Regions from separate parts of the Homo sapiens genome. Here region 1 is linked to region 2. Evidence: read pairs that join two places in POLR2A ChIA-PET (ENCODE). Cell type or tissue: CD4-positive, alpha-beta T cell. All regions are shown on one strand. Links, peaks and the distances in the headings refer to the core of each region. The heading gives the core; the rest is flanking DNA.

Evidence for each region. ChIA-PET counts read pairs that join two places held together with the same protein. Peaks named below come from ENCODE experiments on the same cell type or tissue, not always from the same donor. Only the 100,000 strongest peaks of a DNase experiment are listed, where the experiment ranks them.
Region 1: POLR2A ChIA-PET joins it to region 2 with 12 read pairs; 2 of 35 experiments call an interaction of 5 or more read pairs at or near these places.

Annotation. Positions count from the first base shown.
Region 1 is chr1:15,907,372-15,917,698 of GRCh38, reverse strand. SPEN (spen family transcriptional repressor) reads right to left here. Exons shown (of 15, transcript NM_015001.3): 4 at 8,218-8,378; 5 at 6,398-6,598; 6 at 1,420-1,571. LOC124904815 (small nucleolar RNA U13) reads right to left here and starts at 6,802; the gene lies at 6,702-6,802. RefSeq lists silencers at 5,499-5,699, 9,919-10,119. In CD4-positive, alpha-beta T cell, for the core only: no CTCF peak of the experiment used is centred there; no DNase peak of the experiment used is centred there; H3K4me3 peaks cover 145 bases.
Region 2 is chr1:15,690,605-15,700,931 of GRCh38, reverse strand. The region is part of intron 1 of PLEKHM2 (pleckstrin homology and RUN domain containing M2); the gene reads right to left. Among named protein-coding and RNA genes, the nearest start is that of PLEKHM2, 11 kb to the right of the region's middle. RefSeq lists enhancers at 3,617-3,686, 3,757-3,816, 3,827-3,876, 3,887-3,936. In CD4-positive, alpha-beta T cell, for the core only: no CTCF peak of the experiment used is centred there; a DNase peak (open chromatin) is centred at 3,811; H3K4me3 peaks cover 1,121 bases; H3K27ac peaks cover 1,665 bases.

The DNA of each region.
Region 1 (10,327 bases), core at 1,680-6,679, 220 kb before region 2:
TATCTCCCAGCCTGGGCATGGTGGCTCACACATGTAATCCCACCACTTTAGGAGGCCACGGCAGGTAGATCACCTGAGGTCAGGAGTTTAAGACCAGCCTGGCCAACACGGTGAAACCCCGCCTCTACTAAAAAATACAAAATTAGCTGGGCATGGTGGCGGGCGCCTGTAATCCCAGCTACTCAGGAGACTGAGGCAGGAGAATCGCTTGAACCCAGGAGGCGGAGGCTGCAGTGAGCCAAGATCGCACCACTGCACTCCAGCCTGGGTGACAAGAGTGAAACTCTGTCTAAAAAAATAATAATAGTATATCCCAAGATTACAAAGCTGTGACCAAAATATTTTCATTTTTAAACTGACTCTAATTTTAAGTCATAAAGGAACAGAAAACTTCTTGTACCCCTTAATCTAACAATGACTTGCATAATATAAAAAGTGATTCAAATTAAGACTTCCTAATAGAATTAAACTGCTAGCAGACGACATCCATATTCTAGTAATCCCCAAGGTATTTCTGATGTGCACTGTGATCACAAAACAATCATACACTAATTTGCTGCTTCTATTTTTGGAGACAGGGTCTCACTCTGTCACCCACGCTGGAGTACAGTGGCGTGATCTCGGCTCACCGCAGCCTCTGCTTCCTGGGCTCAAGTGGTTCTCCAGCCTCAGCCGCCTGAGTAGCTGGGACTACTGGAGCAAGCCACCAACGCCCAGCTAATTTTTGTATTTTTATAGAGACAGGGTTTCACCATGTTGCCCAGGCTGGGCTTAAACTTCTGAGCTCAAAGTGATCTGCCCACCTCACCCTCCCAAAGTGCTGAGATTATAGGTGTGAGCCACCATGCTCAGCCTGCTGCTTCATTTTTACAAACATTTTTCTCTTCCAGATTTTCCTTTCAATCCACAGGACTAGAGATGGCATTAAAACAGAACCCAATGAACAAAGAAAGATAAAAATGGGTAAGAGCCAGCCTGGGCAACATGGCAAAACACCACCTCTACAAAAAACACAAGAGTTAGCTGGGCGTGGTGGGACATGTCTGCAGTCCCAGCTACTCAGGAGACTGAGAGATGGGAGGATCACTTGAGCCCAGGAGGTTGAGGCTGCAGTGAGTCGTGATCATGACACTGCACTCCAGGCTCGGAGACAGAGTGATACTCTGTCTCAAAAAAAAAAAAAAAAAAGAGGTAAGAAAATATATATGTGTAAACAAAGGACATATATTACATTTTTACACACGTATATAGAACCATACCCAATGGGATTCTCTGGATTATCTTTTAGCAAGAGCTAAAAGCACACAACAATGTTCATTCATTACACCATTAAATATCACCTTTCCAAATATAATCTGTACTATGCTTTATGTGTTATGACAAAGACCTAAAATTGTTTACATAGTAAAAGCAACATACCACAATTTCTCCAAAGCGCTGGAAGATGTTGCGAAGGTCATGGTAAGTAGTGGTTTTTTCAAGGTTGCCAATAAAGAGAGTTCTTGTTGCTTTGGGGTGAAATTCATCTATCCTTTCATCCAAGGGGCGAAATTCATTTTCACTTTCTGTTTCTGTAAGTGGAATGGGGGCCGAGTAAAAAGAGAAGACAGTATTTTAATGCATATTTATATATCATGGAAAAATCTACATTTAAAAAACAAAATGTCTGAAATAATGGGCTTGAATACTCACATAAACTGAAATATCATAAACACCTTCAGAAATAGCCACCCCTTATTAACTCTAAAGCAAAAAAGGAATACAAAGGCTAAATAAACGTTTCAAAAAAAAATTAAGGCTAAAGTAACACTTTGTTTAACCTTTAAAATTAAAAATAAACTGATTTAAATCTGCTAAATTAGCTGGGAAGGGTGGCTCATGCCTGTAATTCCAGCACTTTAAGATGTCAAGGTGGGAGGATCGCTGGAGCCCCAGAGTTTGAGACTAGCCTGGGCAACATGTTGAAACCCCATCTCTACCAAAAAAAATACAAAAAATTAGCCAAGTATGGTGGCGCACGCCTGTATTCTCAGCTATTTGGGAAGCGGAGGTGGGAGAATAGCATGAGAATGGGAAGTTGAGGCTGCAGTGAACTGTGATCACGCCACTGCACTCCAGGCTGGGTGATGGCAGTGAGAGAACCTGTCTCAAAAATAAAATAGAAAAAATAAAATAGATAGATATCTTTGCTAAGGTGATCTGTTGTTTTTGGGACAGAGTCTCGCTCTGCCACCCAGACTGGAGTGTACTGGCAGGATCATGGCTCACTGGAGCCTCAACCTCCCAGGCTCAAGCAATCCTCCAACCTCAGCCTCCTAAGTAGCTGGGACCACCAGTGCATGCCACCATGCCTAGCTAGTTTTTCCACCCCCCCAGCCTGTTGCCCAGGCTGGTCTCTGGGCTCAAGCAATCCTCCTGCCTCAGCCTCCCAAAGTGCTGGGATGACAGGCGTGAGCCACTGCACTTGGCCTGATTTGTTTTAAAAATAATCACTGACACAGAAATAGATTTTAAACCCCAGCAAAAATGGTAATTAATTATTTGAGCCTAATCCTAGTTTCCAAAATTACGTAGCAGGCTCTCAATTTGGCGTATAAAACTATACTCTGAAATAGACATAAAAACTCAGCTGAAAATAGTCCACCTTCATTGTTTAATTTCATTTACTTTTCAACATTTTATAAGATATTTAGCATTTCGCCCCTCTCATACTAACACAATAAATCAACTGTCTAAATACGGAAATTTTAGATATAAGAGTAACTATGAAAACAGATTAAAGCAATATGTTTTAAATTATCTTTTGATATTGCATGGTCCCCAGTGACAAACAGAAATGATTGTTACGGCTTCTTCTTCTTCTTTTTTTTCTTTGAGATGGAGTTTCACTCTTGTCACCCAGGCTGGAGTGCAGCGGAGCAATCTCGGCTCACTGCAACCTCTGCCTCCTGGGTTCAAGCAATTCTCCTGCCTCAGCCTCCCAAGTGGCTGGGATTACAGGTGCCCGCCATCATGCCTGGCCAAATTTTTGTATTTTTAGTAGAGACGGGGTTTCGCCATGTTGGGCAGGCTACTCTCGAACTCCTGACCTCAGGTGATCCGCCCGCCTCAACCTCCCAAAGTGCTGAGATTACAGGTGTGAGCCACGACGTCCAGCCTCTATTTTTTATGGTCAAAAGCAATGGCTTAATTTCTAATTTATCATAGCCTTTCTCTGAAGCTCCATTTATAAACTTGGTCTAGGGCAGGAACGCTCAAGGTTTTGTTGATAACAATTATAGGAAACTACTGTGTGTTCTTTTTTCTTAATGTAAAACAAAGCCATCCAAAAAATTAATATTTAATCAACTTTACTGAAATGAAGCATTTAGAGCCAGCCATTGAACATTACTGATAATGTCAACAACACTGGTATTTTTAAAAACTCAATTTCAGGGACCTTGAGTTAAGTCAGAATACATCTCACTTCTGAGTCCAGACTGATGGCTCCAATGGTAGCTCAACTAATGTTACCCCTTTCGATCAATCAGACTATGATGTACTTTCACATGAAACTCAGGTGGACTCAGAAACTACCCAGGACTCATAATAGCTGTCTCCATATATTCTGCATATCTCAAAGGAACATATCTCATTTTAAGCTCAATTTGGTCTTAATTTAAATGTGCACAGACATTTAATAATATTTCAAAAAATTCAGATAGAATATTGAGGTTTGTGCTCCGAAAGGCAGAAACACAAGAAGAAAGCATGATTTGCAACTATTAAAATCTGTAACGGCTTCATTCCCACCAAATGGCCTGCCTGGTGCATTTTCTTTCTTTCTTTTTTTCTCCCCCTTGGAGACAGGGTCTTGCTCTGTTGCCCAGGCTGGAGTGCAGTGGTGGGATCATAGCTTACTGCAGCCTCAAACTCCTGGGCTTAAGCAATCCTCCCACCTCAGCCTGGCTACCTGGCTGATTTTTTATTTTTTGTAGAGATGGGGTCTCCCTTTGTTGCCCAGGCACATCTCAAACTCCTGGGCTCAAGCGATCCTCCTGCCTCAGCCTCCCAAACTGTTTACAGGCATGAGCTTGGTCAGGCATGGTGGCTCATGCCTATAATCCTAGCACTTTGGGAGGCCAAGGCAGGAGGATCGCTTGAGCCCAGGAGGTCGAGGTTTTGGTGAGCCATGATTATGACACTACACTCTAGCCTGGGTGGCAACAGAGTGAGACCCTGTCTCCAATCAATCAATCAATCAATCAAGGTGTGAGCCACCACGCTCAGCAGTAAATTTTCAAGATCGGAAATTCAGTTAGCAAAAAAAAAAGTTTTCCACGTGTAGTCCACTTAACCTTCACAACCAGTCAAAGTCTTAATGCCTACACACCTTTGGGAAAAAACTTCTTGAACTTGTAATTTCATGTTTAGGGGATTGTAATGCAATGTATGGGAAAAGAAATCTTAGAAGCCACCAATGGGTCTATATGCAAAGTTAGGTTTCTTGGATTTGGATCTTTGAAAATAATCCTTGACCTAAGCAATCAGCTCAATACATTTCAATATAACATTAATGATTTAACCATCTGAGAGCATAATTCCAACCTAGTCTCCATACTCAAAATTCAACTGCTTTCACATATCCCATTTAACTGGTTTTAATGTTGTCCTATCTGGGAAAAGTAGTTAGCTTTTCTATACTTGAACCAACCAAACTTCTCAAAATTTTCACTGGCAAGTAGGTAAAGCCTATTTCCTAGGTGCTAAATAACTAGGTTAAAAGCTTTTTACAGTAAAAATCTCAAGCTAGCCCTACCATCTAGAGATAAAAGTTACATACTGAATGCCCCTGGATGAGATCCTCCTTACTTAATAATTATAATTGGCTCTAGAAACATATATGACATTCTAAATGTTTCTCAAGCCGTTCTGACCTGTTCCAAATGTGTTAAATTTTAAAGAACTCCTGGAGTTGCTCTTAGCTTAGTAAAATTTAGGGCAATCCATCTCAAACTTGATGGAAGAAGGACTGTGAAGGCTTAACCTATTATCCTTTGAAAAGATAATATTCCTTTGAATTGTTATGTTTCATTGTAACATCACAGAGTGACCATTTTGCAGTGGTCACCCTAACAATTCCGTGCCAGTTTTACCATACAAATAACATATTTGTGCATCCTCACCAGGGGAACTACATTTTTTTCTTTTTAATTATCTAATAAATGAATATTACAAGAATATTCATATTTATCCTATAACAGGCCATGTTTACCCTATAAATTCCACTTAAAGTCTTAAAGTTCAAGTGTCTCAGCTTCATAAAGTGACTATAAATTTTTAATGTTTCTATTGATTCCTTTACAAATTTATTCACAAGTTCTGTTAAATCAGGGGTTCCCAAACTTAAGTGTATAAACTCTGAATCAGTAAGCTGGGGCAGGGTTAAAGAGCCTGCATTTTTAAACAAGTACTGCAGGCGGTCCTGAAACAGGAGAAATGCCAATGCAAGCCACGTGTGAGAAGATTTCCTGCCTTATAACAGGTTCCACAGGTAGGTTCAAGATAATAAATGTTCCCTGGAAATTCTCAGTGGGTTGCACCCATAAGGCTTATTCCTGTTACTCTGTCTTCAAGGTCATGCAAGCTGGAAAAACAGACCCAACTTGTATTGGACATAATAGAAATAAAACTGGTCTAACAAGTCCCCCACATCAATATTAAGTAATTTGTTTCTTTTTTCTTTTTATTTATTTATTGAGATGCAGTCTTGCTCTGTTGCCCAGGCTGGAGTGCAGTGGTGCAATCTCAGCTCACTACAACCTTGACCTCCCGGGTTCACACGATTCTCCCGCCTCAGCCTCCCAAGTAGCTGGGATTACAGGCGTGCGCCACCACGCCCAGCTAATTTTTGTATTTCTAGTAGAAACAGGGTTTCACCATGTTGGCCAGGCTGGTCTTGAACTCCTGACCTCAGATGATCCACCCACCTCAGCCTCCCAAAGTGCTGGGATTACAGGCATGAGCCACTGCGCCCAACCAGAAGTAGTTTCCTTTCCAATTCAAGGTAATTCTGTTGTCACACTCCTAGGAGCTACCTCCTAGTTTTGATAAATTCAATCCTTTTGGGAAGGCTGGACTCAATAAGGGTCTACACAGTTCTGCCTTTCAGACTCTTAACAGTCAGCAAGGCTCCATTACAGCAACAGAAAAATCTATCCTCCCTAACCAAAACAATGTTTTTTATTAAGTTGAACAATAAATAGAACCATCTTTTAAAACAGAAGACAATGGAAATATGTCAATAAATAAAGCCAGAATAGTGTCCTCATTCAGGATCATATGCTGCCCTCTCATACACTGCAACACAAACAGTGTGTGTGATGAGTAACTCAAACTCAGCTTGCTTGTGTCTTACCTGGACCTATCCATGCTGTTACTTCAATCTGCATGCCAAAGAAAAGTTTTCCTTTTGATGCAGTCAAGGCTTTTTCTTGGTCCTCTTGCTGCCGAAAGAATACCAGACCATACCTCTCTTCTGAAGTTCCATGTATCTGCACTGAAGTTACTTTTCCAAATTTCTTAAATTCATGGAAAAGGCCATCTTTAAGGCTTGTATCTAAATTCCCAAAAAAAACCAAGTTATTAATTCTTCTAATTTAATTATAACTAAATAAGCAACCTACTAAATCTTTAGCCTGATTTTCTCATTTTTTTGTTCATGTCAGACAGGTAATATACTAATGTCATAACAAGGTCTGAGGGAGGCACACCTCACACAGCATGAAAACCCAATCATCATGCTTATGAACCACAAAAGGATCTAGCTTGAGATTTGACTTAAATTTTATTGTCATTAAAACATTACTTTTTCAAACAAAAAAGCTCTAAAAACACGGTTTCGAGATTATTGTACAATTCTGAAAATAAACTGTTAGATGATAGTATTGGTTATTTTGTTAGGTAAGAATGATACTGTGGTTATCCAGAAAAATGCCCTTATATATTATAGATATATACATAAATATACGTGTGTAAATAGGTATGAAATAAAACAACATCAAGGATTCACCTTAAAGGTAAAAAAAAAAACAAAAAACAGTAGGAAAGCAGGAAGACAGGAAACAGATAAAGCAAAAATGCAAAATGATGATTTCTGAATCTTGGATATTATATAAGGGGAGTTCATTTTGCTATTCCTTCTACTTTGGGGTAGGTTTCATAATAAAACTTTTACATGTCTGTTTATAAAGTGTTAAAGACTTGAAATGGAAAGGCATCGTCTATCTTTCCAAGGATCATCTCAATGATAAAATTGTGTGAGAAGTGTCATGTAGCATGCTAAACAATTTTAGTATCCTTTACAGATGAATCATACCATCTGGGGGTCTTGTGTTAATTTGCTTTATTAGAAATATAAAAGGTGTATAGAAAGGCAAGCCAATTTTACTCCCTTGTCCATTTCTAAATTACCAAGTACTCTAAATCAAAAGCTCATCAACATTAGTATCTCAATAACTCTATTCACAAACCTGATACATAAGTTTTTAGGCTATTTTAGTAAATAATTTTTTTTTTTTTTTTTTTTTTTTTTTAGAGACAGAGTCTCGCTCTGTCGCCCAGGCTGGAGTGCAGTGGCCTGACCTCAGCTCACTGCAAACTCCGCCTCCTGGGTTCACGCCATTCTCCTGCCTCAGCCTCCCGAGTAGCTGGGACTACAGACGCCCGCCACCACGCCCAGCTAATTTTTGTATTTTTAGTAGAGACGGGGTTTCACCATGTTAGCCAGGATGGTCTCGATCTCCTGACCTCGTGATCCGCCCGCCTCGGCCTCCCAAAGTGCTGGGATTACAGGCATGAGCCACCGCGCCTGGCCCCTATTTTAGTAAATAATTTAAGCAATCACTGAAATACACTTAGCTAAAAAATACTTAATTTGGTCTTTGTTGGCATGACTATCTACTAATAGTTTTAACTTGTTTACATGCTCAACATGACCAATGTAGGAGTAACAGTATATTACGGTCAGCTGTCAATTAAAAATATTACCAGTAGAGACCACAGAATAGCTTAAGCAGACTTTTCCATTATTCATGGCTTTCCTCATTTAAAACGTTAATATTTCGAAATGGGTTTTCCATTATAATTTTATGCCCAAAGTTATTTCAATGTAATGCAGTATCATACCTCATTCCTCAGTAGTAGCACAGAGGAAAGGACATTCACACAAAATTTTACCTGTAGAGCGTACTGGAAGATTCTGGACCTTGATGCCAAAACTTTTACGGGGCTCATCTTTTTCCAGAGATGAAAGCAACTGGGAAGTGGGTGCAGGGACTGCTGCAGACTGAACTGATCGAGCTGGAGAATCATCACTTGAACTACTGCTGGAATCACTGCTGCAAAAAGGCAACAACAACAAACTTTAGTGAAAAGACAAACAGAAAATGAGCAGCATTAGAAAACTTCTTAAAATAACTAATAGGTCTAAATTTTCAGACTGGAATTTCTGGAGGCCCTGCATTCTACACATCTATCTCGTACTCTACCTTCAGAGGTGGCAGAAGACAATAAATATGCAGGAGCACAAAAGTATAATCTTCATTTACCACCACATACCACCAATGCAAGTGTTGCATTCTATTAATAACTTGAACTTTTTTTTTTCAAATGAAGTAAGACTAGTGAATTCAATTCACTTAGTGTAATAATAATAATAGTGCGTATATGGGTTTGGGATTCAGAGGTCTAGATTCAAATCTTGGATCAGACATATAGCACATGTCCGTGGACAAATCACTTAACACCTTTGAAATGGGTTTCCTATCATAATTTTATGCCTAAAGTTACCACATGGAACACAGGACTATCAGCCAACATAATGAAACTAAATGAAAATAGTATTTCTAAAATTGCATCATACCCAATTTCCCCCAATATCAAGTGTGTAAAATGAAAATAATTATAATAGTACCTATATCACAGGGTTAAGAATTAAATAAAACAGATGGGGCTCAGTGGCTCACGCCTGTAATGCCAGCACTTTAGGAGGCCAAGGCGGGTGAGGTCAAGAAACTGAGATCATCCTGGCCAACATGGTGAAAACCCGTCTCTACTAAAAATATAAAAATTAGCTGGGTGTGGTGGCGTGCGCCTGCAGTCCCAGCCACTCGGGAGGCTGAGGCAGGAGAATGGCGTGAACCTGGGAGGCAGACGTTGCAGTGAGCCAAGATCGCATCACTGCACTCCCGCCTGGGTGACAGAGCAAGACTCCATCTTAGAAAAAAAAAAAGAATTAAAGAAACGCAAAAGTTTAGAGAGTTTGGAATATGACAGGTATCCAATAAATAAAACAGGGCCGGGTGTGGTGGCTCACACCTATAATCCCAGCACTTTGGGAGGCAGAAGTGGCAGGATCGCTCGAAGCCAGGAGTTTGAGACCAGCCTGGGTAACAGAGTCAGGCCTTGTCTTTAAAACAAACAAAACAAACAAATAAATAAATAAATGAAGCAGCACTGCTCAGTTACTGTTAGTAGTAGTAGTAGTAGCACTACTACCTCATGGGTAATTTTTAGGAAAACAATACCCAAAATAATTTTCCAGGTAGGTGCAATTTTTAAATTACTGAAGGACTAATGAATAAATATTATGTAAGTTACTAGATCATGTTACTTTAGGCTTTCTTCACTGTGATAACATGGAAAGGTGAGAGTTAATGAAACTAATCTCTTCAGTTTAATAAAATCCTCAAACAGAAAGAGAGTCAACTGAAGGACAAGAAGGAAATGCTACTTACACAGTCAAATTAAGAAAAAAATACATTTAAATAAGTTTATTATGCCTTACTTCTCTATGCAAGTTCATAGAAAAAAACTTTATTATGCCTAAGAACTATGTGAGAAACATAAAATTCTCTTTTCAGTACTGGACATGCAAGACTTTTGTGGCTTGCTTTTATGGCATTCTCAAATAGGTTAATAAAAAGTTATTTACAGATTTTGCTATCTTTCTGAAATTTTGCTTCATATTCTCCCCCATGTTATAGAGGCCTCACTTTTCAAGCAAATCATTTTGAGTGGTGAATCCATCTTAAGCACACTAGCTACAGGAAAAGACCCAGGGTAGTTTCTGTCTTTGCACTAGAACTACAGCTCTCATATTCAGGACAATCACTAATCCATTCAGACAAATGAGTCCAAGTTTAGGTTGAAAAAAATTTGCTACAGACCTTTTTTTTTCTTTTGAGACACAGTCTCGCTCTGTTGTCCAGGCTGGAGTGCAGTGGTGCGATCGTGGCTCACTGCAACCTCCACCTCTTGGGTTCAAGTGATTCTCGTGCCTCCCGAG
Region 2 (10,327 bases), core at 2,986-7,985:
CCATCTTGGCCAGGATGGTCTTGAACTCCTGACCTCATGACCTACCTGCCTCGGCCTCCCAAAGTGCTGGGGTTACAGGCGTGAGCCACCGCGCCCAGCTAATAACACCCCATTTTCATGTGATCCAAGGAATAAATCACTACTGCCAGCAGCACTTCTGCAGAGACTCTCCTCTGCGATCTAAGACAAGGCTGGGTGCTGGCCAGGGCTGAGGAATTTCATTATCGAAGAGCAGAAGAGCCCTTAGAAACCATTTGGTTAGGAAGCAGAGTTTCCTGGGGCCTCCCATTCAGTAAGAATGTCCTGCCCTGTGCAGAAGGGTGTGTGAAGGGAGTTGGAGTTAAGGAGAGGGAGAGGGAGAAGTTATCAGTGAATGAAACTGACTACTGAATGTAATGAAAATCAGAAAAATAATCACTTAGCCACAACCCTCATTTTATAGGCAGGGAGACCGGAGCCCAGGGAGACAGGGGCACTTCCTGCACACCCTAGCTCTGGCCAGCGTCCTACTACTGTACTGCAGAGTCTTGGCCAGGTGTGCTCACACACAGGGGTAGCTACTTCTGGAGCTCCTTCTGCTTCATCCCACCTGGAGATAAAGCAGTCAGGACATCAGCTGCCACCACCCCAGAAGTGCTCATCCGAGCCTGGGTGACAGAGCGAGACCCTGTCTCTAAAAATAAAATTAAAAAAACAAAACAAAACAAAAAACTGAGCAGGGCAGAGCAGCAGGGGCCATGGGCTATCCCCAGGGCTTCAGCGATGGGGCTCTGCAGGATTTAGGGGACCACATCAGGAATGTCCCAGTTGCTTCCCTCCTAGACAACATGAGATGTCAACAGAGGCTTCAGCTGCTGGGTGCCTGCCGCTTCACCAGCCCCAGGGAACTGCAATGCTTCCGATGTACACTGCTAATTTTATTTTTGTTGTTTTTTTTTTTTGAGATGGGGGCTCACTATGTTGCCCAAGCTGGAGTGCAGTGGCTCATCACAGGCACAATCATAGTGCACTACAGTCTCGAACTCCTGGGCTCAAGCAATCCTTCCACCTCAGCCTTCCATGTAGCTGGGACTATAGGCGCACACCACCATGCCCAGCCTACTCTCCTAGATTAATATATTTATGTAATATAATAATAGAGATGGAGTCTCACTATATTGCCCAGGCCAGTCTTGAACTCCTGGGCTCAAGCGATCCTCCCACCTTATCATCATACCCGGCCCACTCTCCTATTTATTTATTTTAATAATAGAGATGTGGTAAAGACACATGCACACATATGTTTATTGTGGCACTATTCACAATAGCAAATACTTGGAACCAACCCAAATGTCCATCAATGATAGACTGGATTAAGAAAATGTGGCACATATACACCATGGAATACTATGCAGCCATCAAAAAGGATGAGTTCATGTCCTTTGCAGGGATATGGATGCAGCTGGAAACCATCATTCTGAGCAAACTATCACAAGGACAGAAAACCAAACACTGCATGTTCTCCTTCATAGGTGGGAACTGAACAATGAGAACACTTGGACACGGGGCGGGGAACATCACACACTGGGGCCCATCGTGAGGTGGGGGGCAGGGGGAGGCATAGCATTAGGAGAAATACCTAATGTAAATGACGAGTTAATGGGTGCAGCAAACCAACATGGCACATGTACACCTATGTAACAAACCTGCACACCTATGTAACAAACCTGCACATTGTGCACATGTACCCTAGAAATTAAAGTATAAAATAATAATAACAATAATAAAATAATAGAGATGGGGTCTCACTATATTGCCCAGGCTGGTCTCAAACTCCTGGGCTCAAGTGATCCTCCTGCCTTGGCCTCCTAAAATCCTGGGATTACAGGCATGAGCCACTGCGTCAAGCCTACTCCCCTAATTTTAAAATCCTTCACCTGAGGTTCCACTGCACCATAGCCTAGAAAATATTTCATTCTCAATGGCAATCAAATTATAGTGAATTATAGAGCAAGAAAGCCCAGAAATCACCCCCGCATAAGAACCAATCAGAGATCTTGCAATTCAAAAACAATGAGGCTAGTTGCTCTATATGAAAAATGTTGGCCAGGCACAGCGGCTCACACCTATAATCCCAGCACTCTGAGAGGCTGAGGTGGGTGGATCACCTGAGGTCAGGAGTTCAAGACCAGCCTGGCCAACATGGTGAAACCCTGTCTCTGCTAAATATACAAAAAATTAGCCAGGTGTGGTGGTGCGCACCTGTAATCCCAGCTACTTGGGAGGCTGAGACAGGAGAATCACTTGAACCCAGGAGGCAGAGGTTACAGTGAGCCAAGATTGCACTATTGCACTCCAGCCTGGGCATCAGAGCAAGACTATGTCAAAAAAAAAAAAAAAAAAGAAAGAAAGAAAGAAAGAAAAAGAAAGAAAAACAAAAATGCTGTTGGCTGGGAGTGGTGGCTCACACCTATAATCCCAGCATTTTGGGAGCCCAAGGCAGGAAGTTCGCTTGAGCCCAGGAGTTCAAGACCAGCCAGGGCAACATAGCAAGACCCCTGTCCCTACAAAATACTAAAAAATTAGCCAGGCCTGGTGGCACACACCTATAGTCCCAACTACTTGGGATGATGAGGCGGGAGGATTGCTTTAGCCCAGGAGCTTGAGGTTGCAGGGAGTTATGGTTGTGTACTGCAGCCTGGGTGACAGAGCAAGACCCTGTCTCTAAAAATAAAAAATAAAAAATAAAAATAATATTAAAAAGAAAAATGCTGTCCTTCAGCGATGTCTTAGAAGGGCAGTCAATGCCCCTAGCCAGGAAGGGCGTGTGCCCAGACTGGGTGGCAACCTGGGTCTGGTAAAGTCCCCCAACGTGTAGAGCTGTCATAAAGGGTTTATCCACCATGGGACTGCATCGATCTTTAAGCAAGTTTGGTGAAATCAATGCTTCTTAACCATTCATTTGCCACTAAATACAGCAGCTAATTGCACAGGTTTCTTTGCCCACCTCCGAAATTACTGCTCATTAGTCCTTCTGCTGGAGAGTTGGTAGACTCTCTGCTTTACTGGCAGCTCTATTGAAAGATATGCAGGGGGTGACCAGCCTGGGCAACATGGCGAGACCCTGTCTCTACTAAATGTACAAAAAAAAAAAATTAGCTGGGCATGGTGGCATACACCTGTAGTCCCAGCTACTTGGTAGGCAGAGGCTGCAGTAGCTGTGATTGCACCACTGCATCCCAGTCTGGGTGACAGAGTGAGACCCTGTCTCAAGAAAAAGAAAGACATGCAGGGGGAAAGCTGGAAAAAAGCAGGTACTTGAATTATCTGTGCATTTCATTTTTCTGTGGATTTCATTTTTCTGTGCTTTCTTTGTGGTGTAGGAAAAATGACAGCTGAAAGTGACTAGCCTACTTGGGCACAGATCTCTAGCATAATTGACAGAACATGGTTTCCAAAAGCAGCTAAATGCTTCCTCTTCCCGGAAGGGGAGTGTGCAAGCCTCAAGGTACTATGATTACTCTGGCTGAGAACTCAGCACAGGGATTGACTTCTTACGGAGGGACCGAGGACTCCTCTTAAGGTGGGGAGAAAACTGCTAAGAGGTTCTGCCAAGGGGCCCCTCAGCGAACACCAGAGACCTAGAAGCCAGCCAATGGCCTGAAAAACAGAGTGCACACGATTCTACTCCATTCTTCTACTGCTGGGACGGAAGCAGGAGCTGGCAGAGACCCTGAGCTCGGTTTTCTGAGCTCTGCACGCTCAGTGTTGTGTGTGGCACTGGCGGAGGAGAAGGGAGTTTTTCAAAGCCTCATTTTAACCAGGCTTTCAAAGCACAGAAGCTTCAGCTGGCGTGTTCATCTTTCACTTCCCTTTTCCTCTCCTGTGCCTACACCACCACCTCATGAGTGCCTCCCCCACCCAGACAACCCAAGTATGGCCAAGGGAAATGCTCACTCTGTCACTGTCTAAATCACAATGTTAGGCTGGGGGATCCTGGGGGGACCCTTGCTGCCATTCCAAGGCCCGTGCAATACAGTCAGATATTCTACAGGCTGAAAACGTAAATACAAGGCTAGAAAGCATGATGGACCTTCCTGGATTACAAATCCATAATGGATAGTAAAGGACATTAGGGAGGACTTGGGGTGTACACCTATCCCACTGCAATTTGTTTGATGTCTGTCTCCTCTTCCAGAATGTCTGCCCCACGGGGGAAGGAGCTTGGTAGGATTTGCTCACTGTTGATTCCTATGACGAGAAGAGTGCTCAGCACATAATACTCACTCAACAAATATTTGTGCCCAGGCGCGGTGGCTCATGCCTGTAATCCCAACACTTTGGGAGGCCGAGGCGGGCGGATCACCTGAGGTCAGGAGTTCGAGACCAGCCTGACCAATATGATGAAACCCCGTCTCTACTAAAAATACAAAAATTAGCCGGGCGTGGTGGCGGGCGCCTATAATCCCAGCTACTCGGGAGGCTGAGACAGGAGAATTGCTTGAACCCAGGAGACGGAGGTTGCAGTGAGCCAAGATTGTGCCACTGTATTCCAAGCCTGGGCAAGAAGAGCAAAACTCCGTCTCAAAACAAAACAAAACAATAAAAACAAATATTTGTTAGGTGGTTTTATGGAGGACTGGCCCCCAGACTTGACCCATGGGGACGTGTTATCTGTTACTTCAAGACCAACACCATGGAGAAGGAAAAGGGTCAGAGAAATGGGAAAGAGCAAGAGCCAGAAAATGGTTTGAATCCCAGCCCTGCTCCTTGTGAGCTTAATAACCTCTGGCAGTTTACTTCTCTAAACTCCATTCCCTCATGTGTTAAACAGGCATCGGGTGGGTGTGGTGGCTCATGCCTGTAATCCCAGCACTTTGGGAAGCCAAGGTGGAGAATGGCTTGAGCCCAGAAGTTTCAGAGCAGCCTAGGCGACATGGCAAAACTCCATCTCTACAAAAAAAAAAAAAAATATAGAAAAAATTAGTTGGACGTGGTGGTGCACACCTGTAGTACCAGCTATTCAGGAGGGCTGAGGTAGGAGGATTACTTGATCCTGGGAGGTCGAGGCTGCAGTGAGCTGAGATCACACCACTGCACTCCACCCTGGGTGACAGAGCAAGACCCTGTCTCAAAAAACAAACCCCAAGGCCAGGTGCGGTGACTCACACCTGTAATCCCAGCACTTTGGGAGGCTGAGGCGGGCAGATCACCTGAGTTGGAGACCAGCCTGGCCAACATGGTGAAACCCCATCACTACTAAAAATACAAAAATTAGCCAGGCGTGGTGATGGGCATCTGTAATCCCAGCTACTTGGGAGGCTGAGGCAGGAGAATCATTTGAACCTGGGAGGCAGAGGTTGCACTGAGCTAAGATGGCGCCACTGTCCTCCAGCCTGGTGAAAGAGCGAAACTCTGTCCAAAAAAACCCCAAAAAACCCAAAGTGCCCCGACATCATGGGCCACTGACCCAGGAAACACATGTAAACATGCCAACTGTAGGGCCTGGCATGTAACAGGTGCCGAATAAACTAAATGTTAAGGATTCATGTGGTTTTATTACTCCCCTTCCTCTCAACATGTTCAGGACTCTCATGCCTCAGCAGTCTGTGAACACCAAAAACAACTTGGAGCAAAAGTGTGAACAATGAAGGTTGATTACCCTCAAAAATTAAGTTTGGAGATTTTTGTGTATTTCAAGCACGCATCAGTTCCTTCCTTGTACTCGCATAATATTGGGTTTCTCAGAATCTGTTAGTTCCAACTGTTAAATACAGTTATCTGGGGAGGAAGGGAATTATAAGAAACTAATACCTTCTTCCTTATGTATTTGTGCAATGTTTGTAGACACTTATGGCAAAGGAGGAAAAGATAAATTACAAGTACACAGCATGAGGCCAGGTGCGGTGGCTCATGCCTATAAGCCCAGGACTTTGGGAGGCCAAGGCAGGTGGATCACTTGATGTCAGAAGTTCAAGACCAGCCTGGCCAATATGATGAAACCCCGTCTCTACTAAAAATACAAAAACTAGCCCAACATGGTGGTGCCTGCCTGTAATCCCAGCTACTTGGGAGGCTGAGGCAGGAGAATCACTTGAACCCAGGAGGTGAAGGTTGCAGTGAGCAGAAATCACACCACTGCCCTCCAGCCTGGGCAACAGAGTGAGACTCTGTCTCAAAAAACAAAAAAAAAAAACAAAACAAAATACACAGCATGGAGGAGAATATCTGTGTAGAGGGCCACCTGCTTCACTGGCAAGAGGTTAGGAGAAGCTCTCAGGACCCTGGATGGTTTCAATAACGGATAGATCAATGGCCTAAACTTTAATCTCCCGCGGAAAGGACTCTCCCAGAAATCATCCTTATTCACCTGCCTCAAATGGAAGTTCTAGGATGTTTGCACCTGGAATGAGCAACACCAAGGAGGATAGGGCTGGAAAGGAGACTTCACCCAAACCAACCGGCCCTGCTGCCTGGTTTAGACCCTCAAGGAGGAGAGCTCGGGGCCCAGAGTTGCTCATTCTCTATTGCATGGCAGTTCCCAGATCCCAGGCTTAGAAACCTGTTTTTTTGTTTGTTTGTTTGTTTTTTGTGTTTTTTTTTTGAGATGGAGTCTCGCTCTGTCGCTCAGGCTAGAGTACAGTGGCGCGATCTTGGCTCACTGCGACCTCCACCTCCTGGGTTCAAGCGATTCTCCTGCCTCAGCCTCCTGAGATGGGATTACATGCATGTGCCACCATGCCCAGTTAATTTTTGTATTTTTAGTAGAGACGGGGTTTCACCATGTTGGTCAAGCTGGTCTCGAACTCCTGATCTCGTGATCTGCCCGCCTGGGTCTCCCAAAGTGCTGGGATTACAGACATGAGCCACCACACCTGGCCAAGAAACCTGTTTTATCAGCAGAGGTGGCAACCCAGAGAGCTTTCTGTCATGAGAAAAGCTCTACTGCTTCCGTTGGACAGAAGGGCACTGCCAGCTCCAGCAGCAACACACTCCTGCCGTGGTGGTGAATCCTGATGCCTGAGATGGGCACTGGAGACTCCTGAGGTAGGAATGACCCAGCCAGGAGCCCCACAATCCCTGCAAATGCCAACCTTCTTCTCCCCACAACTGTCACGAACTGAACACCAGCTCTTGCCTTTCCACATTAAGGCTTGTGTGGACCACTCTGCCTCTTACTCAATGTTTCCAGACCTAACATTTGTGTCAGCTGGCAGCAGAATTTTAGTTTTGCTGGGAATTTCTTTTCACACTGGGCTCCAGCTGGATGAGTTCTGAGGGAGACCACTGCTCCATCTGAAGCTCCGGAGTGTTAGCCATAATGGCAGAATGACCACAGACAGTCAGCCCCGTCTGAACAGCCTGTTGCTGCCAGATGGTGACCTGTTTCTGTTAAACCCCAGTGAGTTTCTGCCTGGCCTCAAATCATCACACAGGGCCTTTCAATCTGGATAGGCCTAAGCCATGGCCAAACCATGGAGAGAGCGAGCCCAGGTTGTTCTGTGATGGGATGGAAAGGACCACACAGTGTCACAAGGTTTCCAACAGAAACCTGACGTCAGAGAAGCATTTCGTAAAAGGAGAACCATATCTTAAAAGTGAACGGGCATGGGTCCGGGTGAGATGGCTCATGCCTGTAATCCCAGCACTTTGGGAGGCCAAGGCGGGCGGATCACTTGAGACCAGGAGTTCAAGACCAGCCTGACCAACATGGTGAAACCCCATCCCTACTAAAAATACACAAATTAGCCAGGTGTGGTGGTGGGCACCTGTAATCCTAGCTACTCAGGAGGCTGAGGCAGGAGAATCTCTTGAACCCAGGAGGTGGAGGTTGCAGTGAGCCGAGATTGCGCCACTGCCCTACAGCCTGGGCAACGGAGAGAGACTTTGTCTCAAAAAAAAAAAAAAAAGTGTGGCTAGGCACGGTGGCTCGCGCCTATAATCCCAGCACTTTGGGAGGCCAAGGCAGGTGGATCACTTGAGGTCAGGAGTTCAAGACCAGCCTGACCAACATGGTGAAACCCCATCTCTACTAAAAATACAAAATTATCTGGGCATGGTGGTGCATGCCTATAATCCCAGCTACTTGGGAGGCTGAGGCAGGAGAATCACTTGAACCAGGGAGAAGGAGGTTGCAGTGAGCCGAGATCGTGCCACCGTGCTCCAGCCTGAGTAACAAGAGCAAAACTCCATTAAAAAAAGAAAAAGTGAATGGGGCATGGACACAGTGGCTTGCACCTGTAACCCCACACTTTGGGAGGCTGGAGTGAGAGGAAGGCTTGAGGCCAGGAGTTCAAGACCAGCCTTAGCAACACAGGGAGACTCAGTCTCTACAAAAAAACCAAAAAACGAAAAAAGTGAATGGGCAGGGCTCAGAAAAAGCAGTTATCACTTCTCCACTAGTATCTCCTCCTGAGCCTGGGTGGAGTTACTCATGGGGTCAGGATCCCTCTGTGCACGACATGGTTTCCGGGTTAGGGACCTTCAGGTCCCTCCCCGCCCTCACCAGACAGCCTTTACTCTGGGAGAGAGGAAAGAAGGGAAATAGCTACTGAGAATTTAGGAAAAGGAGGAAGAGGAGCAGGCAGAAGGCACACTGACCCTTAACACTTCAGTTTGTAACGTGTGTGTAGATACTATTTTATGTAAATCTTTGTCCTGGTGACTCAGGTCCTTAGGGATTTTGAGAACATTTAAAACTCTTATGAGTTTTTCTGTAAAGCCACAGAGAACAAAACTATTGATCTAAACCAAATAGTCAATACAATTTTTACATCTACCTACCTACCAGTCCCTCTCCAGGAATGAGCTACCCCAGCTAATTTTTTTTTTCCCCCGCCGAGACAGGGTCTCACTCTGTCACCCAGGCTGGAGTGTAATGGCATGATCCTGGCTCACTGCAGCCTCGAACTTCTGGGCTCAAGTGACCCTCCTGCCTCAGCCTCCTGAGTAGCTGGGACTATAGGCATGTGCCACCATGTCCACCTAATTTTTTATTTTTATTTTTGAAGACACAGGGTCTCATTATGTTGCACAGGCTGGTCTTGAATTCCTGGACTCAAGTGATCCTCCCACCTCAGCCCCGCAAAGTGCTGGGATTATAGTTGTGAGCCACTATGCCCACTGCCTCGCCTCCCCGCCCCCAGCTAATTTTTTTGTACTTGCAGATCTAACCTATCTCAGGAGTAGAAAAATGAGAAAAAGTTCACCATGCAAGGCAGCCTTTTCAACTGCACAGACAGGCTGGGCTGAACAACAGCTGTGGCTCATTCACCAGCGCCAGTAAATCCCGATCCCGACTAGGGACTGGGAGACTCCTGCTCAAGGCAGTGTGCCTGGCCAGAAATAGAACTTCACTCAGAGCCGACGCCGGTGAGGCACTGTCTGCCCAAACCGAAGTGGGTGGGAGACTGAGGCGAGAGAAGGTTGTCAGGACCCAGGAACTGAGAGATGGTTACCCTATTACAATTCATTTATCCCTTTTAAAGGGTAGGAGAACAGGGGCAATTACTTTTCATTTTATGTACTTCTGAGCTATTTGTGTGTTTTTAAAAACAACTATTTTCTTAGAATAATTTTACGGCCAAGTGCAGTGGCTCATGCCTGTAATCTTAGCACTTATGCAGGCCGAGGTGGGAGGATCACCTGAGCTCAGGAGTTCGAGACCAACCTGGGCAACATAGTGAGACCTTGTCTCCACACTAAAAAATTAAAAATTAGCTGGACGTGGTGGCATATGTCTGTAGTTCCAGCTACTCAGGTGGCTGAGGCGGGAGAATCGCTTGATCCCAGGAGTTGAAGGCTACAGTGAGCCATGATGGTGCCACTGTACTCCAGCCTGGGCCACAGAGTGAAACCCTGTCTCAAACAAACACACACACAAAAAGAATCATTTTTCATTCTCTTATCCTACTCAGTGTCCCTTGCAGGATGCAATGTCATTGCCTTAGGGAATCTTCCCTGATCGTCTCCAAAGCAAACCTCCCTGCCAATTCTTTATCACATTGCTTTAATGCCTTCATAATGCTTACCATGATCTGAAATCATCTCTGTATTTGTCTACGAATTTATCACCTTCTTTTTCTTCTAGAATGTCAGCTCCATGAGGGCAGATACTCATCTGCCTGTTCATATGAACCTTCCTAGGGCCTATGATGGTGAGGTTCTAGGGAAGGTGCTCACTAAATAGTTTTGAATAACTGAATACAGGGACACATGATGGGATTTACAAGTGTCCACATTCACTCCACAAGCCTAATGTGCAAAAACACAGCTACAATAGAGATTTGGTTAACTATAGCACTGGTGCACCAACTTCTCTGGAAGTAATCCCTGGCCTACCTTGGCA